Linked DNA regions of Homo sapiens: regions 2, 3 and 4 are each linked to region 1. The links are chromatin loops, found by intact Hi-C in ENCODE. Cell type or tissue: heart left ventricle. All regions are shown on one strand. Links, peaks and the distances in the headings refer to the core of each region. The heading gives the core; the rest is flanking DNA.

Region 1 (8,047 bases), core at 1,150-6,149:
GCCCAGAGTGCCAAAGTCATTGCATCTTACAGCTCATGTTCAAGAGAAGACAGACAGAACTGATTCTGGAAGCTCTTCTGGCAGAGTAAAGAAAACTTCCCAAAAAGCTGCTGACAAATTTTGCCTTCAATCTCTGGGGCCTAAATTTGGCCACGTGCCCATTTCTGACCCAATCTGGCCCAGCCCTGGAGCTGGTGTGGGATCTGCTTCCCTTCCCAATACATGGGATCTTTGTGAAAGGGAAAGGGAACAATAGCATCCTCCTGGAAATGAAGGAGGAGGTGAGCACCATGCAGGGTGCACAGTCAACAATGCCCATGCCTGACTTTGTTGTCCAGTGGACTAGGGTGGGGAGCAGGGCACAGGAGGCCTTCCCAGGGAATCCTTCTCAGGGTCAATATTGGCAATTTCATGCTGCTCAACCAAATGCTGCCAAGATGCTCTTCAGAATGGCTAGACACATTTCCACTCTAACTGATAGCTTCAGGATCCCTATTTTTTCTCATATTCACCAGCACTTGGTATTACTTATTGTTTTAGGGTCTCCAGAGAGACAGAGCTAATAGGATATACATACAGATATAGGAAAGAGGATTTATTAGGAGAACTGGCTCATGTGATCACGGAGGCTGAGAAGTCCCATGTTGGACCATCTGTAAGCTGGAGAACCAGGGAAGCCAGTAGTGTTGCTCAGTCCAAGTCTAAAGGCCTCAAAACCAAGGTGTGATTCTCAGTCCAAAGCCAAAGGCCCAAGAACGTGAGGGGCCGCTGGTATAAATCCTGGAGTCCCAAGGCTAAAGGCCCGAGAACCTGAGGGACCACCAGTGTAAGTCCTGGAGTCCCAAGGCCATAGAGTCTGGAATTATGATATCTAAGGGCAGAAGGAGCAGAGAATCCCCAGCTCTAGGAGAGAAAGGAGAAATCCTATACCCTCTTTTTTTGTTCTATTCCAGCCCCCAGCAGATTGGATGGTGCTGACCACATGAGGGCAGATCTTCCTCACTCAGTCCATTGACTCACACACCAGTCTCCTCCATAGGCACCCTCCCATACACAACCAGAAGTCATCTTTACAAGTAATGCTTTACTAGTTCTCTAAGTATTCCTCACACTTACTTTTCCAATGTTTAAAGACCTGATAGGCATTAAAAGAATCTCAATATTGCTTCAATTTGCACTCTTCTAAATTCTGGCAAGATTAGTCATTTCATCAGGTATTAGTTAGCCAGCTCATTTCCTGTCCAGCAAATTGGCTATTCATAGCCTTTGCCAATTTTTCTAGTGAGTTTCCTACCCATTTCCCTTGTAGTCTAGATCAGGAGTTGACACAGGTTTTTTTTTTTTTTTTTTTTTTTTTTGGTTGGTTTTGTTTTTTGTAAAGGGCTAGATATTAAATATTCTAAGCTATGAAGGTCATATTGTCTCTGCTGATGTAGCACAAAAGCAGCTATAGACATAAATGTATAAATGAATGGGCATGGATGTATTCCAATAAAACTTTATTTATTTATTTTTAGTTACAAACACAGGTGACCAATTGGATTTGGCCCTGTGGGCTGTAGTTTGCCAGCTCTTATTATAGATATTATCTTTTGGCTTTAGACAACGCAAAATCTGCTCCAAGTCTTCACCTATCTGTTTTCTTTGTCTAAAGCATTCTTTTAAAAAAATTCTTAATTTTGATATAGTCAGATTTGCCCAGTTTTCATCCGAGGGTTATGTTTTTGAATTATGTTAAGACACCCTTCTCATCCCAACAACACAAAGATATTCCCCTCCTTCCTTCCTATTAACTCTTTATTTCTGTTGGCTTTCACATAGCGAGGTCTTGGATCTGTTAGGTGTTTGCATTTGTATGTGATGGAAGATGTGGCTTTATTCTTCTCCCTGTAGTGAACTATTCTCCTCACACCAGCAGCCAAACCATCCTTTCTCCACAGATTTGTAGCAGATGAAACCTTTAATTTGAAAAAAGAAAGGATATGTGGTTAGGCTTACCTATGCGACCAAATGCTGTTCTATAGTGCTTGCCTGCTCACCAAGTCCCAGCTCTTTTCTGGTCCCCCAACATGCCCAGGGCTTTGTGGTCTCAGAAACATCAACAGGCTCTTCCCTGGTGCATGGCGGGCCCTTCCTCATCCTTCAGGTCTCACTCCAAGTATCAACTCCTTGCAGATGTCTTACCTGAACACCCTCTCATTTACTCTGTTACTTAACCCAATTGGAAATTATCATTTGCATTTGTTTACTTGTTTATTATCCACCTTTCCCTATTAGATTGTGAGTTTCATCAGGCAGAGCTGGGGCTGAGGGCAGAGACTGGAACTGCGTTATTGGTTGGTCACTGCCTCCCTCGTGCCTGGCATACGGCAGACTTGAATTAAAGATTCCTGGAAAAACAGAACAAATGAGCAAGTTTAATTGATTTTTCAGAGGCAATGGGTCATTAGATCGCCCTGGCATTGTCTAATAAATTCTCCTACCCTCTTTGACAACGTACAGAATTAGAATTAAGGTTTGTCCTTCAACCCCACCCCACTCAACACCTTTATCATTTGATAAAACATCTCAGTAGCTTGAGTGTATTTATCACACCTGCATTTATTCACAGTTCGATCTGAGAGCCCTTGTTAACTCCCTTAAAATATCTGATTGAATTTCATGTGGAAGCGAATGCCACAGATTAAATATATGTTGTGTTAAGAAGCTTCCCGTTTTATCACAGCCTGTGCACTGCCAGAAAAGCATTCTGCATGTTAATTAAGATAGCTGGGGGATTTTTTAAAGACTTCTTTTTCTCCCTTTAACTTTATAATGCATTCAGGGGAAGGGAACTAAGGCAACTATTTGCAAAGCTGTAAAAATCAGTGTCGAGTCAGATGGGTTGTGGGATCCCAGGGAGCTTCAGTGACGGGCCAGGGCACTGTCTGTGCATGTCAGCAGCAGGCTGAGTCTAGGAGCCGGCTGTGAAGGAGCTTGGAGAGGCTGAAGGGAGGAAGTTCTGACTTCTGACTTTAGTAGGAACAGTGCCCTTCTGGCTAAGGCTGGAATTTTGCCCAGGGAACAGTTAAGTAAGAGGTGGGGTGGGAAGTGATCAAATCCAAGAATCAAAGTGGACAAGATGAATTTGGATATGGAGAATGGAGAAATCTGACCTTCCTCCCAATTAGAATGTCAGTGTAGCCAGGACTGTGTGGCAAGACCAAGAGGGGGCTGCAGATGCCTGCTTTAGCTGCTGCTAAGATGCCAGCACATTGGCCCTGCTAATGGGCCCAAATTCAGAAGTGACATGAATAAAACATGGATTCTGAAGTTCTTCAGACCTGGATTAAAATCCTGGCTTAGACACTTGTCACTTACTAGATCTCATTTTCCTCACCTGTGAGATGTGCATAGGGACACTGCTAGGTTCAGAGACCCTGGGTACAGCTGGCACATGGCAGGCTGTTAGCATATGGCACTTACTGCTGTTACATAAGAACCTGTGTCCACCTCCTGCTGTCAGGCACTTTGCAGCACCCAGCTGTTTGGTCACCTTTTCACCTCCCTTCACCTCTGTTCTAGTCTTGGCTCACCCTTCAAATACAACTGGCCCCTTACGTCGGGTGACCTAGAGAGTAGTCCCTGCCACTTGCACAATCCCAGTAAGCTCTAGTTAGGAAAATACCCTCATCCAAGTAGTTCCAGAATAACACTGCTGTTTGTTTGGGACTCCCTGACCCATAGCTTAGGAATCATGCATGCGCTGGGGTGACACTAAGAGCAACAAGATGTCCATCGGGAACCACTGCAGTTCCTCCGCCTCCCTTGGCACCGTGCCCTGGGACTGAGTTTGATTGCAGCGCCTTTCCCAGCTGTGACCAGCAGGGGGCGGCTCCTCTCTCTCGTGTCCCTTTCCAGTATCCTGGTAGGGTTCGTTCCCTCCCCAGCCCACTCAGGCCTCCTCCCGGGCTCCGCCTCTCGGGCTCCCTGAGACACGGCCCCGGCTCCTTCCGCCTTCCTTGGAGGAGGCTTGCAGACCTGCAGGGCGGGGCCTGACTGAGAGCGGGGCGGGATCTCCTTCCGGGCTGGGGAACAGATGCCCTGGCGTCCTTGGCACTGGGTTGGCTGGTCCCTCTCCGTCCTGGCTCCATTCCAAGCACGGCAGGCCCCGGGAGGGGCCCAGGCTGCTCCTTTTTCCAGCCAGGACAGAAAAGCATCAAGGAACTCTCGGTCATGAGACACGCCCGTCAGAGAGGAGGCACATTCCAGGAATGACATATGCCCTGAAATGTCATATGCTCTGAGGAGGTGACACTCCCCAATGGGTGACACAGCCCACAAAGGGGACATGGCCCACAAAGAGGTGACATGACCCACAGGGGTCACATGCTCCACAGAGGTGACATACTCCACAGAGGTGACCTGGCCCACAAAGGTGACATGGCCCACAGAGGTGACACAAGCCACAGAGGTGACACAGACCACAGAGGTGACACACTCCACAGAGGTGACACAGGCCACAGAGGTGACACACTCCACAGAGGTGACCTGGCCCACAGAGGTGACATGCTCCACAGAGGTGGTATGCTTCACAAAGGTGATATGGCCCTCAGGGACACACTCCACAGAGATGATCCGGTGCACAGAGGTGACATACTTCACAGAGGCAACCCGGCCCACACAACAACTGTGTCTCAACCATACTAGACACCTCAGGTATCAGAACCTTTCCATGGCACAGCAGGCCATGGAGCAGGCACTGCAGTGTTCGCCCTACAAACCCGGCGACTCAGTTCCAAGACCCTGCAGTCCAGAGAGCAGCTCAGAGGCAACGGGCCGAGGCCAGCCCAGCCGTTTTGCCTAAAGGTGGCTGCCAACCCTGGGGCCCTCAGCCTGGGCCTCCTGTGTCTCTGACCTCCTGCCTATAGAAGTCTGTTGCTCTTGCAAGGCCAGTAGGTAGACAGAGACAAGCATCAGTGAGAGGAAGAGTCATTTATGATTTATGAATAATGAACTAATTTAATCCTGGGTTTCTCTTGTGCCTCCCATTTAGTAATTTGTTCCATTTCTTAATGGCTCGAGTTCTTTATCAGGCTGTGACAGAGGCGAGTGGTGAGTCATCACACTGGGGATCAGGAGGGTGACCTAGATATTGGCACTGGGAAAGCAGTCCTGAGAGACGAGCATCAGCTCCACCCTCCACTCCCTCTCCACTGTGGGCAGCTCTGCGTTGGCACAGCTCCTATCTCTGCATCAAAGTGGCAGGAAGAGGTGGCCGTTCAGTGGAGGTGGGTGTGGCTGGGGCTTGTCTGAAGCTGTGGTTCCACAGCAAGCCCCTTGCTTGTGCTTAGATTGGACATCAGGGGAGAAGATGGAGAAGACTGGGGTCTAGCCCCACTACACAGCTGCATTGAGAGGGAGACAAGACTTTGGCGTCAGGCCACTTGGGCTAAAATCCTGGCTGCCACCTCTGTCTTTGTGACCCTGGGTGCATTGCTTTACCGCTCAGAGCCAAGAAAAGATGCTTCCAACAGTGAAGGCTGTCACCTCTATCCTCACGCTGCTGTCTGGTTTCTTGAACCTGTTATTTCTTTTCTTTTTATTACACACAAGTATATTGAGGCTTTGGAAGGTTAAACACCTTAACGAAGAGAGCAGGAGAGTGGTCTGTGTACAGAGGAGGGGAGAGTGGAACCTGAGAAGGCCTGGAATCAGGACCCCAGGGTGGACCCTTGAGGGCCAGCTTTGCCTTGCCTCCTCCGTGTCATCTTGCATGGCATCTGGCCCCAAAGTGCCCTCACACAGGAGCAGGCAGGGGGGCAGCAGGGGGCTGGTCAGACAGCAGCAGCCACTGAGAGCACAAGGAAGGACTAAAGCCAGCAGGTAGGTGGGGAGAAGAAGTGTGGGCAGCTGTAGGAGGCATCTGTCATGTATTTGCATAGTTAGCCCACCCTGTTGGCGTTTATCCTGTGAAGCAATGGTTATTGTGCCCACTTTACAGGCAGATACACTTGGGACAGAGGAGTCAAAGAATTGCCTAAGCAGCACAGCTGGTGCGGGGTGGAATCTGCCTTCTTCCAGCCTCTTCTCTAAATGCCGTCCCACTGCCTCTTGCCAGTCCCAGTTCTGATAGGTGTGGGTGTGTGAGGCCACCTGCTCTGTGATGATGGGTGTCCTCTTCCTCTTCTAGTGCTTGGTGGTCTACAGATCGTTGCCAAGTACATCAGCCCCTCTGATTCTCACAGTATTCCCGGGAGATGAGTATGAACAAGGATTATGAAAGAGTGAGAGTGACAGAGAGAGAAAGAGACAGAGACAGAGAGATAGATTAATATTAAAGTATAATATACAAACAGGTGTGCATATTATAAGTGCACAGGTCTCTGGATATTCATAAAGACTATTATTTAACTTCATTTTACTAAAAGAAAACTTAGGTTTAATGATGTGATATTCTGAAGTCTGTTTATGTGTCAAGCAATGGAGGCAGTATTCCAGATTACATCTCTTAATGTCCATGATTTGAAATGGATTTTTAAAATATTTAAAGTTTTGATTTTGATTTCTTTTGAGAGCAATATAATTTAATGGAAAATGGCAATGCCTTTATCTTATTAAGTTCATTACCACAAGTGGTTATATGAGAGGGAAATCAGGTGCTTTAAGCCATCCGCTCTTCTGTATTAAAACTCTTTATTTGGGGAATGAGAGTTCTACTGAAGTGTCTTAAGTAAAATTTGATTAAACTTAAGTAAAATTTGTTTAAAACTTGCAAGATGAACTTCATGGTTAAAGTCTAAAGTTTGCAGATTCAGAAAGACTTGAGGAAGGAACAGTGTACTTGAATTTTTTTTTGTAACATTTAATTAGTAGTGCATTGTTTACATCAACACTTTGTGGAATATTTTGGAGACTCAACAAAGCCTTCTTAAGGGTGGCCTGATCCTCGGCTTCCAAGTCTGTTTTTTAGCAGTGAAATGGCTTTCTTGTTCCCACATTTCAAAAAGAGGAAAACATTTCTGTCAGTTAAGCGAAGGGAGAGAGGAAGGTCTCACAATTGTGGTCGTGGTCAGGGGCGGAGACCTCTCCCCTTAGGATGCTCTACTTTTCTCCCTAGGGGGAGGTGACTGGGAGGGGACCTTTCTTCCAAGGTTTGGGAAACCTGGTAGATTCCTGCCTCTCTGGATGCTTTAATGGGGTCCCTGTGTGAAAGCAGGGGCTGGGGGTGTGTTACAAAGTCCCTTCCAATTCCATGAGAGCAGAATTTAGGGCAATTAGAAATTATCCCACCTGAGTCATCTTTCCCCTTCAAAGTGGTGTCTGAGGACTTTCTCAATTGACTCTGGAACAGGAGCAGAAAAACCCAATCAATTAGCCAATATCCAGTGACTGAGATGGACTGTCTCTGTCTGGGAATCGCTGGGGAAGCAGAGCCTGGAAAGGAGATTCATCTGGCAGGGGAGGGAAGATGAACGCTAAGGACTGGGAGAGCTGGACCAGTCAAGCTGAATTGGGCCTGACCCCCCAGTCCCACTCATAGTTAGACTCCAGACTCCAGACTCCAGACCCCAGGCAGTCACTTGAGAGGTCCAGCAGCTATGGCATGACAGGCAGTGGCCAGAGGAATTGCTCTCTGCCCCAGCCAGGCGGGAGCTTGCTCTGCCAGCAAAACCTGCAAGTCATCCTGCTGTAGCTGCCGGCCTGCAGAGACCAGCCCTGGTGGCAAGGAGGAGGTGTGAGGAGGAGGGAGCCTCTGGCAGCTTTTTGTTTCAGGCTAGAACTTTCTAGCAAGGCTTCAGAGCTGTCTGACCCACCTGCTGACTTATTCTCCCCTGCATTCCACTCCCCAAAGGCCACATCCGTCACACGCTGGCTTCCCCAGCCCAGGCATTCTCTCCTCGTGACATTGAGGCTGTGGAATTGTCCCTCCCTCCCTGGATCCCTGAGAACCCAGGAAGCCCACTTTCCCTCAATCACAGGCACATGGAGAGAATGAATTTCGTTTGGTTCATGTAAAGTTGGCTGGGTGATTTTGTTATTTTACTGGAACTAGTTGCCCACCTTT
Region 2 (8,047 bases), core at 377-5,376, 440 kb after region 1:
GAGGCCAATAGCTCACATTGTTCATCTGGACTTGACAGGAATCACCTAGCTTATTCATAAGCCAAGCAGTATTCCCACATTTGCTACTACTTAACTCCTATAGACTTTGCTCCAGGTGGATAAACATATCTGTTGAATGAAAGGCCTCCTCAAGAATTTAGAAGAAACAGTTCTGTTGTTTCCTAGATTAAAAGTCATTTTCACTGTCTTTAGAATAATGAGACCCGTGCTATCTCACTGTGGCCCTGGGGTTGTTTTCCTAGGATTGCAGAATTGAGGAACCAAGAAAGACGACCAGATACAAGGATGCTTATTCTAATCCATTTCTTAGTCTCGTCATATAGTGGAAGGCAAGGGCCATGGTGGTCAACAGTATACACAAAATATCCACACATGTTTTATTTGCTGAAGAGGTGATTCATATTTGTAAGAGCATTGAAAAGATCCAAAACCCCCAAAGATGAAACAATCTGATGGTATGAAATGAAATAAAATTTCAGTCATTGACAGATGCCTAAATACTTTTTTTTTTTTTTTTTTTTGGAGACGGAGTTTCACTCGTCACCCAGGCTGGAGTACAGTGGCATGAACTTGGCTCACTGCAACCTCCGCCTCCCAGGTTCAAGTAATTCTCTTGGTCAACCTCCCGAGTAGCTGGGATTACAGGTGCCCATCACCACGCCAGGCTAATTTTTGTATTTTTAGTAGAGACGGAGTTTCACCATGTTGGCCAGGCTGGTCTCAAACTCCTGACCTCAGGTGACCCACCCACCTCGGCCTCCCAAAATGCTGGGATTACAGGCGTTAGCCACCATGCCCGGCCTACCTTTTAAGTTCTCAAAATGTAGTCTCATGTTCTATAAATTCCGATAATATCTAAGGGAGTCATAGGCAAACTGCTGATAAAGTGACTAGATTGCTGACTAGCCATGAAATATAGCAGCCTGCCCACTGGATGGGAGAAAGGAACATGACTTTGTATTCTCTGGCATTGGCTGCCAGATCTCACTGAGGGCATCCTCCAGGACACAGTAACTGCTGGTATGTGAGCACTTCCACTCAGCAAGTGTCTTTATCCTGGAGGTTTCCTGTGGAACCAAAGAAGTGGTGTGGGTGCTACTGGCAGAAGAGAGGAATAAGGGGGAAAGAGAACAAAGGAAGAGGTGAATATGCAACCTACTTCTGGGGTATGCTTGGTTACAAATCCATCTTTCATCAGGCTTTCAGCATCTTAGGGGTGAGATGGTCTTGATTTCATAGCTCCAGGCTTTCCCACAAAATATGTGTTCAGTAAATGAGCTAACCAGTGCATAACGAATTGAGCTAACCAGTGTATCAGTAACTTACCAGTTCTCTACTCCACAGATGGGCAATTCCAGTTTTGCCAAGCCTCAAAGTTCACTCAACTTAGTCTTGACCTAAATGGAATATACAGGCCCTGCAACTCTATTTCAAGATTGACATAACCACAGCTAAGAACTTTAAGTCCACCCTTTGGTGGACAGATCTCCAATAAACTCAACCTTAAAACCAGAGACCCTAACATTGTACCTTTTAAGTAGGAGATGAAGGTAAAAATTGGCTTCTATTTTATGTGCTGTAGTAGTAATCCAACATCTTCCCATAATTAGTTTTAGAAATATAGTGACTATGTATATACAAAAATAGATATATAACACTACTTAGGAAAACATTGTTCTAGAGGAATGCAGTGAAAAGAATTTGAGTCTGAATGATTCAAATCTCTATGACCCTTAACTGAGAACACATTTCAGACAGGGTTATAACAATTAAATAAACTGTATCTAACATATTACTGGCACAGAATAGGTAGTAAGCAAAGAGTTCCCCTCCATAACCTGCCTCTGATAGTCTTACTCTAGCTACTCAGAATGGCCTTTTGAAGAGCTACAGCCATCTAGAAAAAGATACCAAGGAGTCTATCCAATAAAAAAGGAAGTGTGGGAACCCCTGTCATTACTAGTTCCATATTACAGAAAATTGGATGGAGAAAAACTGTACAGCTCACACATAATGCTTCACTGTCTTCAGGAATGCATAATTCATAAGGTTATAATTAAGAGATGGAGGGAGAGTGAATTTCCCCATGGAGGTGCCACTCAATGCTCTAACTTTAAGTGTGCCAACTGGCTCTTGGAGACCAATACCAATAACATGGTCAGATGCTTTCTGCCAAAAGCAACAATTTAATCAACATGGAAGGACAGACCAACCTGGGTACTTCCACCAACACAGTCTCTGGGATTGCAAAAGAGTCTTGTAGGGTTTTCTGAACCTGTTCCAGGTGGAGACAAGAGAGATAGATGGAGCCACAGCTGGAGAATGGCCAGAAGGAAATGACTACTTCCGAAAATGGAAAGACTGGAAAAATAAACTGGTGACTTGGGCCCCTGCTAGCTCCATCTGTGCACGAAGCAACTGATTGTTCAAGAACACAAGAGCACCCACACTAAGTATTGGAAATACCAAAAAGGATCACTGTTCCCAGGGTCCAGGCTAGCAACCACCTGAAGGAAGATGTGAAGTAGACACACTGACCCATTTGGTGAACTCACCACAGCTGTCTCTGCCATAGGAAAGTGGATTAGATGGGACAAGCAATATGATTAATATCAGTCCAGTCTCCCATACAGCCCTACCATTAACTGGTTATGGAAAATTTCAATATCTCAGTTTTAACCATATAGTCTATAAGGGGAAAGTGTTACTCTTACCATTTTGTGGGGGTAAGAGTGTGGGGGTAAGTACTCTTACCATTTGAAGAGTGGAAGGATAGACCAAATTACTAAGCTCCTTTCATTTCAATTTCTCTCCAGCATTTCAGCCACCCGGCTGGTGAAGACCTTCAAATGCCAAAGAATCCACATCTTATTTCTAACCAACAGTTTTCAAGTACCTACTTCCCACAAGGCATTGAGTTAATTCAGTGCAAGTCACAAGAACACATGACCTGTTCTTTACCATCAGTGTCTGGCCATCTGATAGAAGAATCACAGTGAGGAAATTAACTATAGCTCAGAAACTGAAAAATAATTCTCTTTATCAAAAGCCAAACTCAGCATTAAAGACTTTTGATCCACATCCCAAGCAGACATGGGAAAATCAAGTTCTCTGGCTGTTCATGCTCACCCGCTCTTCCCTAGGTTGGGTGCACCCTCATAAGACAACCCATCACTGAGGAGGAAGCACTAGGACATTTGCAGGTCAAAATCAATGAGGTTCCCTCCCTGGACATTTTCCTCAGGGCAGCATTGAGTTATCATGGAAGGGAATAAGAAACAACCAGTGAGGTCTTGACGTGTAGACAGAACTTCTAGGTAGACTTGCATTATGCACAGTGCCGTTTTGTTCTTGGTGCTTTGGCAGGCTACATTGATGACTTAAGCTGGGTAACCAATGAGGGAAGTATTCCAGGCTAATAAGAAGTAGCTTGTAAAAAGGGCTAACAAACCAGAACAGGCACCTGAGGCAGCATTATCCTTTGTTCAGCACTGCTCGCACTTGACGAACTCAGACCTGGCTTGTGCCGGGTAAATTACAGCCACAAAAAAGAACTGAGACAACACCTGAACTGAGTTAAGAACAAACCCAGGAACTTGTTATCAACTAAAATAAGATCTATCTGGCCTCTTCATAGCTACAGCCAACATTTAAATGACTGGGTAGTGTTGCCATAATGATTCAATTATTACCATTTTAGACTGGCCTGTCCTTTGAAGGGGCAACAAGGCAGTTCCTGGGAGCCCCACATGGTCCTACACTTTATTCCTTTTTTTCTGATCATCACAGTTCAAATTTCCAAATCTAACCAAAGCCTGAAGGTTCCATGAAATATGCCAATAGCCCAGCCTCCTTTCTATTGCCCTTATCTTGGGCAGGCTACATGGGTTAAATTGCCCCAGGCCTTACACCCTTCTAGGAATAGCCCCATTTTTAGATGCAAGAGTCTCTCTACTTAGGAATTTAAAACAAAACTAAAGTTCGACCTATCAGTAACTTTAGAAAAACTTGAAGCTAAAATTGAAAAGAATTGCTTGAAACCAAAATGGAATTCACTGAGATTCTAAAGACTCTCCACTTTAGAATTACAGGCCCCTAAAGTGTGTTCCTCAGACACCCCACCAAAACAACAGCAGCTGACTCAATCCTGTTCTCACTGCTCCTAGCTGCACAGAAAGCCATGGCTCTTCAGAGCAAAGGTTGGATAGATGAAGCAGTAGCTTGGAGACCTTACCTTCCAGAGAGCGCAGTAAGTGTACAGAGGACTTTACCTCTATCAATACAGGCAGACACGAAGCTGACCTTTGTTCTCCTCCTCTCCTGGAGACTTGGCTCTTCCTATAGACCCGTTTGCTCATAAGGGGCTCAAATTCCAGAGGTCAGAAAGCTCTCATCACAGCTACCCAAGAAGCAGGTTTCACAAAGGACTCTAGACACAGACTGACTCCCACTCTGTCTGCGAGGGCAGAGGTTGCTGGCCTAGAGCTTTTATGGCCTGTGCCTGGGCCTCCTGCTCAGGTGAAAACTGTGATTCCACTCAGCTGCCTTATATGAGTGAGGCTTCAATCAACACTTCTTATGCCTACAAAGAGTATGCTAGGTAGGTTCTTCAAAAAACTTGGGGTGGCTATGTTTTTCTGGAAATACAGGGTCATTCCCCAGAGTCTGATGTGTCATTGGGAGAAGTTACTGCCCAAACAGCATTTGGAAGCATGGGTGTCAGACCAGGGCCACAACTACGCCCAATGTCATGCTCAGGGTTAGGTTCCAGCCCATGCTGAGGTCCGAAGGGAGTGGGTAGTAGATGGGCAGATAACTGAAAGAACACTCAGGGGGCCATAGGCAGGTGAATATGGTTTTATTCAGCAGCTCTCTCATCAGCAGCTCTCTCACACTAGCTCTTTACACTGTTTGCCTTTATCTCGACTGTCTGCTCCGGCTCCGTGGCTCCTCTCAGCAGCTGGCTCCCACGCACAGCTGCACAGCCAGCCTGCAAGGCCAGCTCTAGGGTTAGCAACTTAACTCCTTCCATTTGGGCACAAGCCAAGCCGTATCCTGGCTCCCCTGTGTCCATCTCCTAGACGTTCATTCTCCCTTACAGTGGTCAGTAGCTTTACTCTCTGGGCACCAGCACCTGCACAAGAGCCATGTTGAGCCATGCCCAGGAGCCACGTTGAGCCCAGCCCAAAAGCCATGTTTAGCTCTTGGGCTGATGCTGATGTACAGCATCAGCAGGGCAGTTATACCTTTTCCAAACAATAGTGACTCCGAGTCAACTATGAACTTACACAACAGGTTATATAACAAGTGGAATATGCACTTACACCCTAAACTCACTGAGTCACTCTGGCCTGGATGTCTGCCTTGGCCTATTCCTTGACCAAAGTACATCCGTATACCTTACAATGGGTTAAGTAGGTGGCTGTCATTATACATGGGTCACCCCTGGGAGCTTAGTAAGGTGCAAGTTCCTGGGCCCCATCCCAAGAGATTCTGGGTCAGTGGTCTGTGAATCTACATTTGTATCAAGCACACAGCTGATAACAACGTAAATGCTCCATGACCTACACACCAGATGGAGCATCATGCAAATCCTTAGCCAGTAGCCCAAGTCCTGTGTATCTTAGGTGGGTCTTGCATTTCCAAGGGTATTTCTTCCATGACTCAATAAAACAGGCTGTCTGCTATATGATTTATGTGGGATACCACTGTACATTCAAATGAACTTCAAGCCTGTGTCTGTGCTATAAACAGTGGTCATTCCAGAACCTCTCCCTAGGACAGGGATTAGGGGTGCTGGAAGCAGAGACAGCTTGGGAGGAGGGGTGATGCTGTTTGTTGGGCAAAGGACCCTGACTTTATCATTGAAATGCAAGTAGCCACAAAGATGGATGAATTATACACTAGTTATGTGTCAATGCATTCACCTTGCCCACTTTCTTCTAGGCCCACTGAGGACAAGAACTGTGTGTTATTCACCTGAGTGTCCCCAGCAAGGACTCCACACAAAAGGTGCTCAATAACTAGTTACTAAAATCAATTGCTGCAACTGCACATCCCCTAAACATTGCCCTAACACTCATAGACACATGCAGTGTCTTGCTTATTAAAGGCAAACCACAAGTATTTATAGAATTCATTTGATACTGGGTTCTCCTAAGTCAGGGCTACCATACAAGGTTGCACAGAATGTGCATTGCAAAGAGATACCACATTGAAAAGGCTGTCTTCCACATTGCAGCCATCAAAGGCTTAAGTATAAAAGTGAAAACCACAAAGCTCTTAGATGAAAACAGAGATGTAAATCCTTATGATCTAGGATTAAGCAATGATTTCTTAGATATGCCACTGAAAGCACAAGAAACAAAAGAAAAAATAAAATCGGGCTTACTCAATATTTAAAAACTTTTGTGCTTCAAAGGACACCATCAGAAAATGAAAAGACAACCCACAGAATGAAAGAAAATTTGTGAAAATCATATATCTGATAAGAGACATATCTAGAATATGTTTTTTAAAAAATCTTCTAGACCTCAATACTAAGAAGACAAATAACCCAATTTTTTAAATGGGCAAACTGTCTGACTAGATATTTCTCCAAAGAAGATATGCAAATGTTCAATACACACAGGAAGATGACTAACACAATTAGCCACTGGAGAAATGGAATTAAAACCACAATGAGATTCCACTTCATACCCACTAGTATTGCTAGAGTCAAAAAGACAGGTAAGTATTGGTGAGTATATGGAAAAATTGGGACCCTCATACACTGCAGTACTGCTGCTCTGTAAAACAATCTGGCAACTCCCCAACAGGTTAAATATAGAGTTACATATAACCCATCAATCTCACTCCTAGGTATATATTCAAGAGAAATGAAAACATATGTCCACACAAAAACTTGTACACGAATGTTCATAGCAGCAGTATTCATCATAGTCATAAAGTGGACACAACTCAAATGTCCATCAACTGGTGAATGAACAAACAAAATGTAGTATATTCCAGAAACAGATTATTTGTCAATAAAAAAGAATACATGATTATTACATGTTACAACATGGATGAATCTTGAAAACATGGTAAGTGAAAGAAGCCAGACACCAAGACCACATACTGTGTGATTCCATTAATATGAAATGTTCAGAATAGGCAAATCCATTGAGAGAGAAGTAGACTGGTAGTTGCCTAGAGCTGGGTGGTTGGAGGAAATGGGAAGTGATTGCTAATGAGTATGGGGTTTCTTTGGGGCATGATGAAATGTTCTAAAATTGATTATTGTGATGGTTGCACAACTTTGAATACATTAACAACCATTGAATTATACATTTCAAATGGGTTAATTGTATGGTATATAAATCATATCTCAATGAAGCTATTATTTGAAAAAAAAACCATCGCAATAAAACTGACAAGAGAAGATCCAAGGGAACAAAGTTTTTTATATTTTGAAATCTTTTTTGGCAGATTAGATTATAATTAAATCTATTCAATAAGGAATTCTTCCAAGTGCATTTCATACAAGCAAGGCCACTGTGTATTGTCGGGCAGGTACACTCAACAATCTACTCAGCAGTACATAGCAGCCCTGCCCAAGGAGAACTCCAGCTCAGATCGTGTGCTTTCCAGCCTGGGAAAATCACGCTGAGCTGCACCCTTGACGCTTCTTTGGGTCAACAATCAAACAATACTGCAAGGGTGCAGCTCAGCTCTATTAATAGAATAGAATTTTTATTCTTTATTTCTACTAATTCTTCCCCCCACTTCAAATGGCTCAAGTCACCTAAATTCTCTAAACAATTTTTTGACATGCATGGCACACAAAAGAAGGCCAGAGCCAGGAGCAGAATGGGTGGCCGTGGATCTGAAACCCCAACTTATCTCCCTGTTGGGTTTGAAGCATTTCTATTTACTTCCTGAGTCTGTACTGACCATCTGGGGACTCCATCTGTTCCCTCCCAGGTCCTGCAACCCTGGATTGTGATTCTTGCTAATAATTGATCGCCATGATTCCATTTCAACA
Region 3 (8,047 bases), core at 2,999-7,998, 430 kb after region 1:
TTTTTTTTTTTTTTGGAGGCAGAGTCTCGCTCTGTCACCCAGACTGGAGTGCAGTGGCACCATCTCGGCTCACTGCAACCTCCGCCTCCTGGGTTCAAGTGATTCTCCTGCCTCAGCCTCCCAAGTTGCCCAGCTAATTTGTGTGTGTGTGTGTGTGTGTGTGTGTGTGTGTGTGTGTGTGTGTGTGTGTTTTAATGATCTCAGCTCACTGCAACCTCTGCCTCCTGGGTTCAAGCAATTCTCCTGCCTCAGCCTCCTGAGTAGCTAAAATTGCATATGCCCGCCACCATGCCCAGCTAATTTTTTGTATTTCTAGTAGAGATGGAGTTTCACTATGTTGGCCAGGCTGGTCTTGAACTCCTGACCTCAGATGATCCACCCACTTTGGCCTCCCAAAGTGCTGGAATTACAGGTGTGAGACACCGCACCCAGCCTAAAATGGAGTTTTAAAGAATAAACACAAAAGATAGGTAAGGAAAATCAGAGGAACAAAACATAAATAAGAAAAACAGAATACAAATGGCAAAATGGTAGGCCTAAACCTAACCATATGAATAATTACATTAAAGTAAATGGACTAAACGCTCCAGTTAAAGGCAGAGATTGTCAGACTGGTTAAGAAAAGCAAAACATATCTACATGCTATCTACAAGAGACAATGTTTTACGTATAAAGATATAGATAGGTTTAAAGTAAATCTATAGAAGAACATATACCATGCAAATAGGAAGCCTAAGAAAACTAGAGTGACTACATTAAGATTAGATAAAGGTACTCCAAAAAGATCTGCCATCAATAAAGAAGGACATTTTAGAATTATAGAAGGGTCAGTTCCTCAGGAAGACAAAGCAATGATTGATACGTATAAGCCAAATAACAGAACTTACAAGTACAAGAAGCAAACATGGATAGAAGTATAAGAAAGAAAAACAAATACATAATCATAGTTGGATTTTTTTAATGCTCCTCGCTCAGTTATTGATAGAAAACCAGATTTAAAACTTAAACAGGACTGAGATTTGAAAAATACTTTTGGCCAAGTTGACTTAAATGCCATTTATGGAACACTTCATCAACAAACTTCAGAACATACATGATACATTCATCAAGATAGATCATGTTCTGGGCTATAAATCGAGTCTCAATAAACCCGTAAGTTTGAAATCATACAGCGTATGGTCTCAGTCCACAATGGAATCAAAGATCAATAAGAGCTCTAGAAAAAAAAAATATGGAAATTAAACCATACACCTCTAACAAGACAAAAGGGAAATCAAAGGAAATTAGAAAATATTTAGAACTGATCTATAACTAAAATAAAACACTAAAATGCATGGAACGCAGCTAAACCAGGGCTTAAATGCTCAGAGGAAAATTACAGCCATAAGTGTTTATTTTAGAAAAGAATGTATTAAATCAGGGATCTGAGGTTCCATGTATTAGCTCCAAAAAGAAGTAAAGTAAACCCAAAGCAAGTAGAATATATATAAGAATTGATAAGATAGAGAAAAAAGAAAATTAAGGTCAAAAATTTGTTCTAATAAAAGATCAGCAAAACTGATCAACCCCTGGCTATACTAATCAAGAAAATAAATACAAATTACCAATATCAGGAGTAAAAAATATTAAGAGAATAAGTGAATATTATGAACTGAACAACAGTAAATGAAACAATTTAGATAAGATGGACAAGTTCCATGAATTACACAACTTATTAAAGAAATAAGAAGTCTAGAAATAAGAATGCTTACACCTATTAAAGAAATTATTGACTGTTTTTAAAATCCTTCCCACAAACAAGACTCCAATCCCAGATGGTTTTACTAATATATTCAAGAAAAAATTTACAGTAGTCTTATATAAACTTTCAGAAAATAGTTCAAGGCCAGCACTTCCCTAATACCAACACCAGACAGAGATGATACAAGAATGCTACGGAACAATATTGTTCATGAACATACATACAAAAATTCTTAGAAAAATATTAATAACACAATACATTGTGAACAAGTGGGGCTTGTGCATAGAATGTAAATTTGGTTTAAGGTTTGAAAAAAATAAATATAATTTCCTTATTAACAATATGGCAGGGGGAGGGAAATCACAGGATTCTTTCAATAGATGCAGAAAAAAGCCTTTGACAAAATTCAACACCTATTCATGATAAAACTCTCAGCATACTAGGAATAGAGAAACTCCTCGATCTGATGAAAGGTATCAACAGAACACCTATAGGTAATATCATATTTAATGATGAAATGCCGAAGGCTTTTCCCTTACAGTCAATAGCAAAGCAAGGATATCTACTGTCACAACTTCTGTTAACAGGGTATACTAGAAATTGCCACCGCAACATGATTGTTTATAAAGAAAATTTTAAATAATCTATCAGTCAATTACCATAACTAATAAATGTAGTAAGGTCACAGGATACATGGTAAACATTTAAAAACCAATTATAGGCCGGGCGCAGTGGCTCACGACTGTAATCCCAGCACTTTGGGAGGCCGAGGCGGGTGGATCACGAGGTCAGGAGATCGAGACCACAGTGAAACCCCATCTCTACTAAAAATACAAAAAATTAGCCGGGCGCGGTGGCGGGCGCCTGTAGTCCCAGCTACTCGGGAGGCTGAGGCAGGAGAATGGCATGAACCTGGGAGGCGGAGCTTGCAGTGAGCCGAGATCACGCCACTGCACTCCAGCCTGGGTGACAGAGCGAAACTCCATCTCAAAAATAAAGATGAAAATAATAAAATAATAAAATAAAAAATAAAAGAACACCAATTATAGTTCTATATGCTAGTTGAAAAATAGAAATTTTAAAAGCCATACAACAATAGCTTTCCAGCCTCCCCAGCAATGGGCATGGACCACAGCTCTGATCAATGGAATGTGAATAGAAGTGATTTGTACCCCTCTCAGCATGGCTCAGAAAATCCTCTCAGATGCAATCCTCAATTTCTGCTTCCTGATCATTATAGGAAACCCTGGTTTGAAGATGGCACAGCCACGAGATAGAAGTGCTCTGGGGACCCAGGTGCACCTATCAGGAGTGACTGGGTTGTTTGTTTTAAAAAGAAACAGGGTCGGCCGGGCACGGTGGCTCACACTGTAATCCCAGCACTTTGGGAGGCCGAGGAAGGAGGATCATCTGAAGTCGGGAGTTAGAGACCAGCCTGACCAACATAGAGAAACCCCGTCTCTACTAAAAGTGCAGGATTGGCCAGGCATGGTGGCGCATGCTTGAGGTCCCAGCTACTCGGGAGGCTGAGGCAGGACAATCACTTGAACCCAGGAGGCAGAGGTTGCAGTGAGCCGAGATCATGCCATTGCACTCCAGCCTGGGCAACAAGACCAAAACTCCGTCTCAAAAAGAAAGAAAAAGAAAAGAAAGAAAAAAACAGAGTCTCGCTCTGTTGCCCAGGCTGAAGTGGCACAATCACGGCTCACTGCAGCCTCAACTTCCTGGGCTCTAGTGATACTCCTGCCTCAGCCTCCCAAGTAGCTGGGACTACCAGTGTGCACCACCATGCCCAGCTTTTTTTTTCAATTTTTTTGTAGAGATAGGATTTCATTATGTTGCCCAGACTGGTCTCCAACTCTGGGGTCAAGCAATCCCCTCTGCCTCAGCCTCCCAAAGCACTGGGATTACATGTATGAGCTATTGCATCCAGCCAGAAATGACTGATACTCCTATTAGTAAACTCATCGTGTTTGATCCATTAGCTAACATTACCTTAATTGACACAATGACCATCACTAGTGGATCAGATAAGGGAAATTCGGATGAATACTAGAACACCATCCTGCAGTTAAATGCCATGAATAGGATGCATTCATAGTTGTACACACATCTTAAGCACTGAGTGGAAAGAAAGAATGAGATCAATAAGGTGAAACTTGGAATTGATTGAAGGGCCATAACAGAAAATAACGTAGAACTATTTATGTAAATTGGAATACATTCCACTGTACATTGAAGAAATCATACATATCCAAAGACATATTATTAAATGCATTAGAATAGCTGGGGTGGAATGGGAAGGAATTTTAGGGACAAGGGGGGAACATGTAGCCCAAATGATACTTAATCCAGCAACTGAAAGGAGACAACAGGTTGAAAGATGAGGAGTCTGAAAGTAGGTGCTGTAAGTGTGACTAGCATAGAGAGACAATGGCAAAGATTCTAGACATTGTTTAATGGGAAGTCCAACGGCAGTTTGCTTCACAGAAATAGCAAATAAAAGTGTATTTAAGGAAAGCACTTTGATACTTATTTTAGCACTAGCAAAATTGGATGGCATATATTTTCTGATAGATGCAAAAATATCATAAGTCATAATAGTGTTTATGTATTTCAAAGGAAAGATTGTTAGAAACAGCAATCTGATAATGCAGGTGCTCTTAATGGGAGCCTCAAAACAGAACATACAAATTAGTAAGAATCGAGACTATTTTCCATATAACTAAGAAATCTTTGCTATGGATCTGTTAAAGAAATTGCAAAGATCCCTGAACATACATCATATGCAAGGATTCATACCTGGCCCTTAATTCTCTTATGAAACAAACAGCTTAGGACTGTAGGACATTTTCATCAAGCACATTTGAGAAGGAAGAGGATCCCACTGCTTAATAATTCTAAGTTTTAGATTCCTATGTAAGAGAAGAGGCACAGTTCCAGTTTAGCCATTTAGTAAGTGAATTATATATGATTTTAGATGAAGGTCTTTAGACAAGAGACTCGTCTCAGTGTCTAACTGCTGGAAAGGGTGCAATAAAAATACATTTACAGCCCTACAGAATAGCAGCAGCCATTAAAGTTGTACTACTGATTAAAGAAAAACTCCTAATTGAATAAGATTACTTACTTTGGTCTCATTGTAGTACTAAAATATGGCTTCAAAAAGGCCAGCTCCTAGTGATACAAAATATATCTTTTGACTGCCTACATTTGGCAAAGAGTTATACATTTGAGAAGGTGTCTGAAAGTATTGATAACATCAGAGAATACCCAAGCAGGATTTCATTTACCAGGACAAAGTAGATGATGGGGGAAATGTAAAGGATCATAATGTTCTTGAGTCATTAATGACCTCAGCAGCAAAATGTTTCAACACGTGTTTGTGGACTTTGCACTACTGTATGTCTCAAGATTTCAAGGCATTAGAATCAGGACCATAAGGAGAACTCTGTAAAGACTTTAAGATGAAAGGCCTTATCACTGCAGAACTGTTACGACATGCTGAGAATGCAGTCATCATGCCAGTTGCAGACGCTCTGCAGATGGAAATGCAGAATTACTCCAGGGGACAGAGGCAGGTAGGATGCATTATTTAAGAGATGCACTATTTAGCCAAATATGAAACATTCGGTTTAAAGTGTTCTGGGGAAAGGTGGGGATGCGTGGGAGGGATAGATTAGGAGAGTTTCCTACCTCATTCCTACAACTCTTCTTTCAAACTCAGGCAAAAAAAAATTTTAACACCCCAGAACAAAACAGGTGCATTCCTTGGAGGTTAGCATCCTGGTAGGAAATAGCCTTTGACACACCGCCATCTAGTGACGGCAGAGGAGAACTCAAAGCTCTTTCCCCGCCCCCGCTTCAAACTCACTGGAGAGGAAGAAGGAGTCGCTTATGCAGCCTGGAACTTCTTTTGCATTCTACACCCTCTCTGAAGAGCAGAACGCCCACCGGACTTTAATAATGGCAGTGCATTCTGCTTTCATTTGATTGAATTCTGATACCTTTCATCATCGTGGATGAGGATAATACCATCTATCCCTAAGGTTATTGTGAAGATAAAAGTGACTCACACTGGCAGCACTAACCACCATGCCTGGTGTAGAGCAAGCACTCAGATCTACACCAACCAGTGTTAGAACCAATGACATTCCTACATTTAAAAACTCACTCGCCACTCCTTAGAGTTAAGCCAGTCCATCTAGGCCTGTCAGGCTGCCCGACCTCAGTGACCCACAAAGGTAGGTGGCCAAAGGCAGGGGCAGGGGCAGTGGCATTTCTACTGGACAAGGGCAAATAGTCTGTTAAGTAGAAGACTTCCATTCTTTCCTTTATTTTTAGGACCATTATTCTTTCCATGACCTCCCATCAGAATTGCTTTTTTAACAATTTTTTTGGTTTCACATAACACCTTTGGGAATCTGGTAAAACATATGAGCTCCCTAGAAAAGTGCGCATGAGCTGGGTGCAGTGGCTCATGCCAGTAATCCCAGCACTTTGGGAGGCCGAGGGGGGCAGATCGCTTGAGCCCAGTAGTTCAAGACCAGCCTAGGCAATGTGGTGAAACCCTGTCTCTACAAAAAAAATACAAAAATTAGACAGGCCTGGTGATGCGTGCCTGTAGTCTTGGGAAGATGGGTGGATCACATGAGCCCAAGAGGTTGAGGCTGCAGTGAGTCATAATCACACCACTGCACTCCAGCCTGGGCAATAGAGTGAGACCCCGTCTCAAACAAGTGTGCTCATGAAATCTTACATTTGATCTTGGGTGCTCATTAACCCCTAAAGATTATTCCTATGAACAAAAGATTAATACTGCCTCATATTGACACTGCAGGTCATCTGGAAACAGGGGCATAGGGATTTTCCCTCCAGCTCCTTTTTCAGCCCCTTCCTTCCAGCACTGGGGGAAGTGACATGTGAACACATGTCATATACATGTCAACATGCCTCCTCATATACATGTTTTCATCTTTGCCCTAGGGGAGATGGGCTTGCCACTACTTTCGTTCAAAGTAATTCAGCATGTCAAGAACAGACACAAAGAAAAGCATTTCATGCCACAAAGAGCAATTTCCAAAGATCAGAGAAGGGAAATCCAAATACAGGCCTCCCACCTCCCCCGCCACCAGCCCACCTGCTGCCCATACCCTCGTGCCTGCCGCACCCCTTCCCCCCTTACCCCCCACCCCCCCATCCCACACCCACCACCATATGAAAGTCCCGGATTCCTAGTAAGGAAAACCAGTGTCCTTGAATTTTAATAAAGTGAGTTCACATCTCACTTTATTAAAGTGACCAACTGGCCAGCTTGGTCAAAACCATTTGTTCATCTTGCTGCATGCACAGCTGATCACAATTTGCAGAGAAGAGGGCATTGCTCATTGAGGAAAGGCTGATAGAAGCCTTTCAGGTAGTTCAAGCTTGACTGTCTCCCTTCTCCAAACGGGAGAAGGTACATCAGGGCTGCCCCTGGGCAGATATAGCTACAAGCAGAAGATGACAGGCATGTAAAATACATTGACAACAGAAGACTACAGACATCTGACAGGCAACTCAGGATTTTAAACAACCACTACCACCACCACAACACAGTTGCCCAGGGTGGCCAGCAGATTTGGTTACCCTTATCTTCATAAAAAGTCACACTTTCTACTAAAGAAGTGCCTAAGTTAGGGGGTGACCTAAGCTATTGCTCACTGGAAACCACAAGGCTTTCCTTACTCCATCACCAGTCAATCTTGAACCATGGAAGCTGTTTGTTGGATTGCAGTATTCCTTCGGCAGTCTTTGACATTGTACATGGCTCACTGTGATTTTAAGGATGTCATTTAACATAGCTTTTTTATATAGTTCAATAACTTCAAAGAGACATTATCTGTTCTGGATGAGGGATATGCATAGTCAAGCATGCATACTTCCAAGGTCAAGTATATCACATACCCAGCTAGACAGTGGATGAAGCAGGAAGAAGAAAGCTGGCTTTAATAGAAGTATGTTGATTTTCCTTTTTCCTCCAAGAGGGGATTAAATTTTATTTTATAATTTTGGTCTCAATTTCTCTAAATTGAGTTCAAGCCAAACAGTGCCTCTGTGGATGACCATGTGACCCTAAGCCTGGTCACCTCTAATTAGCTAGTCTCCACCTTTCCCTTTGGTCTCCTAGACAAAGCCGTCTTTCATATCTTTTTTCCTGCTTGCTTTATACTTTTCTGTTTCCTTCATTTGATCTTCCACCTCACCGATTTATTCTGCTTTGTCTACTACTGTTTATCCTATATATACATATATATATTCTTCATT
Region 4 (8,047 bases), core at 1,393-6,392, 230 kb before region 1:
AGAGGGGTGAGACTTGCCTTCTCCTAAACTTTCTTAGGCAAGAAACAGGTTAGGTTACCCACTGTAAGACCTTAAAAAATTGCAATGTAATCTGCAAAAACTGGATGTTAACTAAGTCATATTTAAACAGATTATACATTAACCATCAATTCCAAGGGCATTGGGTTTTTCAACAAAACAAGTATTTCCCATTACTTGACAAACTTAAAATCCTAATTTAGCACTCCCAAGGAACAGAAGCCCATTTAGATGACACAATTGGGGCCAATAATTCCTTCGTTAATCAAAACAGCTAAAATGCAGAATCATACAAAATGCATATATTCATTTTGTTTTAGCAAACATTTAAATGTACACTAATTTGCAAATCTTTTGCTGTAGAGCTAGGGCCCTTCCTCTGAGTAGGATCCAGTGATGGACTGTCTCACTCTCTGCTGCGCCTAAATAACACCTATAAGACAATGTCTAAGATGCCCAGGTTTGTTTTCTTTAAAGGAGAGTGAAAACTTAAAGACACTTGTGAAGCAATGTAAAAACAGAATCTGGCTGTCCATATTCTGATGATTTTTCCCTAATCTTTTATAATTGTCTCATCTTTATTCAATCTGACAGCAATTTGTCTTTATGAAGTCTTTCCAAAGGTTTTCATAGAAATGATGGCTCTATTTTAGCACACACTTTTCATCATTCTCCATTCCATTTCATTAAATTATGCCAATTACAGTAACAAGAATACCACACATAAACAGATTTGGGAACAAAATGCCTCTTGGTGAGCCATAAACTCAGTGAGTGGACATCTTCCCCATCATCCTCACACCAATGCCCACTCAGCAGGCCAACAGAGCCTGCACTAGTCAGGGCACTGTTAGGAGGGAATGGAGAGAGCTGGGTTAACAGGGGAAGGAGGTGAAGAAAGAGGCCTCCTATTGCACTGAAATGTATCTCTTGCATAATTCTGTCTGTGAGCATTCCTGAAGCCAGGGATGTATCATAGTAATGCCTAGCATATTTTAGCACATAATAAATATGTATTCAATGTAAGCATTTGATTTGACTAATTATTCCCACAACATTAGGAGAACACAGAGCAATGTTTTATCCAGATAACAGCTAAAGAGCCCATGGAAAGACTAGTAAATTCCAAGATTATCACAGGAATAAAGGAAACAAGAGGAGGAAGAAAAAAAACCCAGTTCCATAATTCTATTCAAAAGCACCCTAATCCAAAAATAAAAAACCAACCCAACTCATGCTCAACAATGGGAAATGGTGACCAGATTAGTAACTTAGTTTGTTGTGGGCTCCTTTGTAGGCTAAGTTTTAAACTGAATTCTCAGAACTTAATCAAACCTTTCAATTAGGTGAAGAGACTTCTATGACAACAGATTGTTTTTCAGAAACAATGACAATAATAGCTAACAAAACTAAACACTTAATCTTGCCAGGCACTGTACTAAACATACTGCATGCATTTATTCATTTAATCCTCCTAAGTTTGTAGAAGTAGGTACTCATTTGAAGACACAGAGCTAGTCAGTGGTGTAGCCAGGATTTGAACCCAGAACCTATGTTCTCAACCACTATACCATACTGCCCAATATAGTTTGCCTTTTCTTATAAATGATATAATTTTAATATTTTACTTAAGGGTTTTCTTAGTATACTTCTCAAAGGTACATTATCAAAGTCCTTATAATTATAAATTAATTCTTAAGTAATTGGCACTAACTATATGTACACTGAATAAAAAAACTATATATGACTCATTCATTAATTAATAAACGTTTAACAAGCAGTTACTTAATCACTTGAAAACAAAGAGTTAAAGTAACTCTACTGAGTTACTTTATGAAGCTTCTCAGTTACTGAGGCTTCATCATATGCTGTCCTTGCTCATGCTCTCAGGAAGCTCGATCTGGTAATGGAGCCACGTGATTGTCATACAGTTTTAGTAAATGATAACAGTGACTTTCACAAAGGGTCCTAGGTTATCCAAGGATGGAATGGAAGCCAGGGGAAGTGAAGGGGAAGGAGACTAACAAACATCTGGCATTCGACTAACGCATTTCTTCTGTAAGCCATGGACACCCATGTGAGGGCCACAGCGGAAGAGAAATATGATCAGAGTTTCATTTAGGAATAACCACTCCAGCAGTAGAGAGCATGGGCCAAAGGAGGAAAAGCAGGAAAGCCAGAAGGCTTTCCTTCTGTAAAAAAGATCTGCTGTAAAAGTTTAGGTGAGAGCTCCTGAACTGTATGCTTTAAATAAGGGAATTGTATGGTGTGTGAGTTATGCTCACCACAGCTGTTTTAAAAAGTATGTCTAGATGAGAAATGGTAAGAACATGAACTCAGTGACAAGGGAGAGAGCCGAAACAAATATTCAGAAGTCAGAATCAGCAAGTCTTGATGAGGGATGAATGAGAGGGAGGGAGGGCTAGGCTGAGGCGTGGAAGTAAGATCAGCAGAGAGAAGAAAACAGCCATGCCACAGATAGAAGGTACGTAAGAGAGGGAGATAAACATGTAAGCAGCAAACTGTAACACAGACGGAACCAATGCAATGCTATGATGGAGAGCCTGGCCCATGACAACAAATCTAGAGCTGACAGAGTCATATGAACTAATTGCTGAAAGAGGAACTCATTAACAACAGTGGTGCTATAAACTGTTATCAATTTTCCACTTCCTCCTCTGCATCAAACATGGTGCCTGACACTTCTTGTGTACACTACCAATGTCTCCATTTTATATCCAAGGAAACTGAGACTCAAAGATTAAAAGGAAATGCTGGGATTCTAATTCAGTTACCACCAGACTTTGACACCCCAAGCTACCTCTATGCTGTGACACTACCTGCTTAACCAAATAATCATGAAAATGATAATAAAGATAACGAAAGTTTCATTCTGATACTAAGCTGGTTAGAACTGCAGCTCACATCCCCTGTGCCTTGACCAAGTACTCAGCCCTGTGTTTGGCATTTCACATATACAACCTCATCTATGCCTCGCCTTGTGAGAGTGGTAACAAGACCTGCAAATTAGTAAGCACCTGCTCAATACCAGACACATAATCAGAGTTATACATGTGTTATTTCTACTCTTTAGAACACTCATGCAAGGGAGGCTGCACTGGCCTCACTCTGAAGTCAAGGGAATGGGCTCACAAGACAAGGTGATACCCTAAGAGGCAGTATAGGGATAGAATCCACATTTGTATAGTTTCAAATATCTATAAATCTCTCTCTCTTCTCTCCCTCTGTTTCTCTCTCTCCTTCCCTCCCTCTCTCTTAGTTGAGAGAGAGGAAGAACACATGTGTGACAAAATGTTCAAAATCAGTGAATCCTGATAAAGAATATATAGGAATTATCTGTATAATGCTTGCAACTTTCAAATCTGAAACTAGGAAAATAAAGCCTGTGAGTCAGGGCACAAAAGAACCTGGAAAGGCTCAGTTCATTCTCAGAGGATACTTCTGGTATTACAGATAAGACTCAATTCTGCTTCTTTTCTTTTCTTTTTTATTTTTTTGAGACGGAGTCTCGCTCTGTCACCCAGGCTGGAGTGCAGTGGCCGGATCTCAGCTCACTGCAAGCTCTGCCTCCCGAATTCACGACATTCTCCTGCTTCAGCCTCCCAGTAGCTGGGACTACAGGCGCCCGCCACAGCGCCCGCTAATTTTTTTGTATTTTTAGTAGAGACGGGGTTTCACCGTGTTAGCCAGGATGGTCTTGATCTCCTGACCTGTGATCTGCCCGCTTCGGCCTCCCAAAGTGCTAGGATTACAGGCGTGAGCTACTGCGCCCGGCCTCAATTCTGCTTCTAAGCAGCTGCTGGCAGATGGAGAGGGGGTGCCACATGAAAACTTATTTTTTAAAAGAAACTGTAATTAAATGATATTTTTTAAACCACGAATTAAACATGCATGGTACAGGCAGGCTTGGTGGTCACCAGGCCCTAAACATTAGAAATGCAGTGTAATTTCTGGGATGAGTAGTTAACTCGTCTTCACCTTAGAAAAAGAACCAAATTTAGTAGGTAAATTGTCAGTAATTCAACATGTCTGATAGGTACATCTTGCCAAGTTTAGAATTAAAACTGTCAATTAATTTAGAATTAAAACTGTCATTACTAAAATGAAGTATTATCTAAGATTTAATATTTGGAAGATATCAGGCCATTTCTATTTTTTAGAAATTGGAGACATACATAATTCTGCAGGTAAAGTAGTAATCTTTTGCTAAAAATTACATCAAAAAAGCAAACTAAGTTTGCCTCAAAAAGAAGGATGATAATTACTTAAGGGAAATTATTTGAATATTGATTTAATCTTGAGAGCTGAACTTTATGACACCGCCAGTATTTATTTTTAACCCACAAAAAATGGCATTTTCACATGTTTTCATCTATTACATTGGTAGGCTATTCTCTGGTTCAGTCTACAAAAATTTCTTTATTTTGCAAATGAAAGTAGTGTTCAAGTGTCATCAATTTTTAAAGGCAACACTAGATGGCAGTAAATACACAAAAGTTGTGACAAATGACACAGTTCTCATAATACAGCAGTGATCATTTTTGCCTTTACTCAGTTTCATCTGTACTAAATCAAGCTTTAAAAAAAAATGAAGAATCAGGGCTGGGTATGGTGGTTCACACCTGTAATCCCAGCACTTTGGGAGGCTGAGGCAGGCAGATCACTTGAGGTCAGGAGTTCGAGATCAGCCTGGCCAAAATGGTGAAACCCCGTCTCTACTAAAAATACAAATATTAGCCAAGCGTGGTGGTGTGCACCTGTAATCCCAGCTACTCAGGAGGCTGAGCCATGAGAATTGCTTGAACCCAGGAGGCAGAGGATGCAGTGAGCCAAGATTGTGCCACTGCACTCCAGCCTGGGTGACAGAGCAAGACTCTGTCTGAAATAAAAAAAAAAAAAAAAAAAAAGAATCAGAAACCTGCGTAAAAAATAAAGTGACCTGGCTTTGGAAATGTGATCCAGAAAAGCAATAGAAACTATCAATTCATCCAATTTTAAATTTTGAGAACATTAACACTCAACATCAACTTTATAAAATTGTTACATTTTCTAAGTCGTGTTTGTTCTGTTAACAAATTCTAATCATGTAAATGTATCTAGATATTTATTTGGTTAATTAATTTGGAAAAAAAGCATCTTAAATTGCTTTTTCCATCAAGACGTTAAAAATTTATGAGAATTTTTATATATTTATAGACTATGGCATTTTTTGAGTTAGTAAAATTTCTGCTCTTATAGGGGCCATGAATAAACATATGAAAGTATAGCATGCTGTTAATTTAATATGCTACTAGCAAAACTTTTTTAAATCAATAAGAACATTATGTAGACTCCAGTAAAAAATTCTATTTTAACGTTAATTTTAAGATTTAATTTCCTTATTTGAAAAGATTTTCAGATAAAAGAGAAAAATCTTATAAACAGAAACATGTTAATTGACCCAATGATGGTTTTTTTTTGTTTGTTTGTTTGTTTTTTTTTTAGACAGAGTCTCTCTCTGTCGCCCAGGCTGGAGCGCAGTGGCGCAATCTCGGCTTACCATAACCTCTGCCTCAAGCGATTCCCCTGCCTCAGTCTCCCGAGTAGCTGGGATTACAGGCACGCACCACCATGCCCGGCTAATTTTTGTATTTTTAGTACAGACGGGGTTTCATCATGTTGACCAGGCTGGTCTCGAACTCCTGACCTCAGGTGATCTGCCCACCTCGGCCTCCTAAAGTGCTGAGATTACAGGCATGAGCCACCGTGCCCGACCCCACTGATAGTTTTGATGAACATTCTGTAACATTCTTTTTTTCCAGCTTTATAGAGGTATAACTGACAAATAAAAATTGAAATATATTTAAGTTATACAACATATTTTGAAATATGTATATCCTATGAAATGATTAGCAAAATTAATCTAATTATCATATCTATCACCTCACATAGTTACCTTGTAAAATTCAGAATTAGAATTTTAACATGATTTTACAAACTGAATGGTAGCAAACCAAAAATTTGTATTTTCTATTCTATTTGTAAATGTTACACTTTTTGGATTCATTACAAGACCAGATGGCATTCAGCTGAGGTCTCAGCAACACTAGAATAGCATTGGTAAATTTCTAATTTTTTGGCTATTTTAAACAGCTTGAGCTTGGTTTTGTCCTGACACACAAAATTTTCTATTGAGAAACCAAAGCTAGGGCCCTCTCAAATGTATGAAAGTCAATAAGGTATAAACAAAACAAATATTCAAATACACACTGTGACAGAAAGAGAGGACCCATCTGTGCCAATATAATCCAACTTCTGATCGATAGTTAACATTTTAAAATATCATAAAATAAATAGCCATAGCTTACTGCAAGCACATTGACATAAATACACACTGAAACAGCCAAAACAATCTTGAGAAAGAAGAACAAAGTTAGTAGTCTCACACCTCCTGATTTCAAAACATACTACAAAGCTATGGAAATCAAGAGTATGGTACTGGCATAAAAACAGAAACACTGACCAATGGAATAAAGAGCCCAGAAATAAACTGTATACACAGTCAAATGATTTTGCAAACTTTGCATATACAGTCAAATGATTTTCAACAAGGGTGCCAAGACCACGCATTAGAGAAAAGACAATCTTTTCAACAAATGGTGCTGGGAAAACTGGACATCCACATGCAAAAGAAATACAAGTTATAAAAACAACCAAATGAAAATTATAGAACTGAAAAATGCAGTAATAGAAATTAAAAAAAAAAACACACCTCAGTATATGGGCTCAATAGTAGTGTGGACATATAGAAGATGTTGAAACAGTGAACTTGAAAATACATCAACAGAATTCACCTAATGTGAATAACAGAAAACAGGCTGACAAAAATTGAACAGGGCCTTAGGGACCTGTGGGAAAATACAAAAGACCCAAGATTCATATGAAAATCCCAGGAGAAGAGAGAGAGTGGGGCTGAAAGAGTACTTGAAGAAATAACGGCTATAAAGTTCCTTAATTTGGTTAAAGACACAAACCCACAGATCTAAGAAGCTGAGCATGCCCCAAATGGAATAAACTCCCAAAAAGCTACACTAAGGCCCATTATGATTAAACTTTCAAAAATTAAAGATACAGGGAAAAAAATCTTAAAAGCAGCCAGAGAAAAAAGGATCCATTAACTACAGGCGAACACCAATTGGAATGATATATTTCTCTTCTGAGACCATTGAGACTAGAAGGAAATACCAAAATGTTTTTCATATGCTGAAAGAAAAAGACTATCATCCATGAATTCTATGTCCAGCAAAACTATACTTAAGAATGAAAGAGAAAAAAAGTTTTCAGATGAAGAAAAAATTAAGAGAATTTGTTGCTAGCAGACTGACCCTTTAAAAATTGGCTAACAAAAGTTATTACAACAGAAAGGAAAATGCATTTGTTTCTCAGGGTTGCCAGAACAAAGTTATCACAAACTATTATAGATGGCTTAAAACAGCAGGACTGTATTTTCTCATAGTCTGGAGGCTAGAAGTCCAAAATCAAGATGTTGGCAGGGCTATGATCCCCCTGAAACCTGCAGGGAGCCTTCTTTGATGCTTCCTGGCTTCTTCCTAGCCTTCCTTGATGCTTCTTACTTTGCCAGTTTAGACAATGACAATTAAAACAGCTGTTTTTATACAATGTGAAGAGACAATAAATAAATAAATAAGAGGAGGCATAATGGTTAGAACCTAGAGGGTAACAGCCAAGTATCCCTAGAATGTGCAGATTAAGTGAATCGAGTGAGGATTAGACTAGCAAAACCATCCTGTTTAACACGAGACTAGCCACCTGCAGAACAGTATTTATAGGCCAGTAAGTCTCCCGAATTAAGTAAGAAGAACCAGGCCCTCAATATGTGATTAAGGTATCACTAAATACAAAAGAAAGCAGTAGGCTAATCAATGGTAATATATTGAGCCAGCCAGGAATCTAGAGAAAGTGAGGGCAAAAATCAAGATGTAGACTGTAATGAGCTCATCCAGCATTG

The links. A loop is a pair of places that touch in the nucleus more often than their neighbours do. Peaks named below come from ENCODE experiments on the same cell type or tissue, not always from the same donor. Only the 100,000 strongest peaks of a DNase experiment are listed, where the experiment ranks them.
Region 2: it touches region 1 in a loop (2.4-fold over the local background); 47 of 110 quality-filtered maps call a loop at or near these places.
Region 3: it touches region 1 in a loop (9-fold over the local background); 47 of 110 quality-filtered maps call a loop at or near these places.
Region 4: a loop joins it to region 1, with 3 times the contacts of the local background. A loop is called at or near these places in 37 of 110 quality-filtered maps.

The regions. Positions count from the first base shown.
Region 1 is chr3:43,765,753-43,773,799 of GRCh38, forward strand. No RefSeq gene overlaps it. Among named protein-coding and RNA genes, the nearest start is that of ABHD5, 79 kb to the left of the region's middle. RefSeq lists a silencer at 3,775-3,954 and enhancers at 4,713-5,212, 7,579-8,047. In heart left ventricle, for the core only: a CTCF peak has its summit at 3,865 (motif pointing right); DNase peaks (open chromatin) are centred at 3,909, 4,789 and 5,214; H3K4me3 peaks cover 971 bases; H3K27ac peaks cover 2,933 bases.
Region 2 is chr3:44,202,077-44,210,123 of GRCh38, forward strand. No RefSeq gene overlaps it. Among named protein-coding and RNA genes, the nearest start is that of TOPAZ1, 36 kb to the right of the region's middle. In heart left ventricle, for the core only: no CTCF peak of the experiment used is centred there; no DNase peak of the experiment used is centred there; H3K27me3 peaks cover 695 bases.
Region 3 is chr3:44,193,269-44,201,315 of GRCh38, forward strand. No RefSeq gene overlaps it. Among named protein-coding and RNA genes, the nearest start is that of TOPAZ1, 45 kb to the right of the region's middle. RefSeq lists an enhancer at 5,643-5,692. In heart left ventricle, for the core only: a CTCF peak has its summit at 5,566 (motif pointing left); a DNase peak (open chromatin) is centred at 5,591; H3K27me3 peaks cover 17 bases.
Region 4 is chr3:43,539,872-43,547,918 of GRCh38, forward strand. All of the region lies in intron 11 of ANO10 (anoctamin 10), which reads right to left. Among named protein-coding and RNA genes, the nearest start is that of ANO10, 78 kb to the right of the region's middle. In heart left ventricle, for the core only: a CTCF peak has its summit at 4,512 (motif pointing right); no DNase peak of the experiment used is centred there.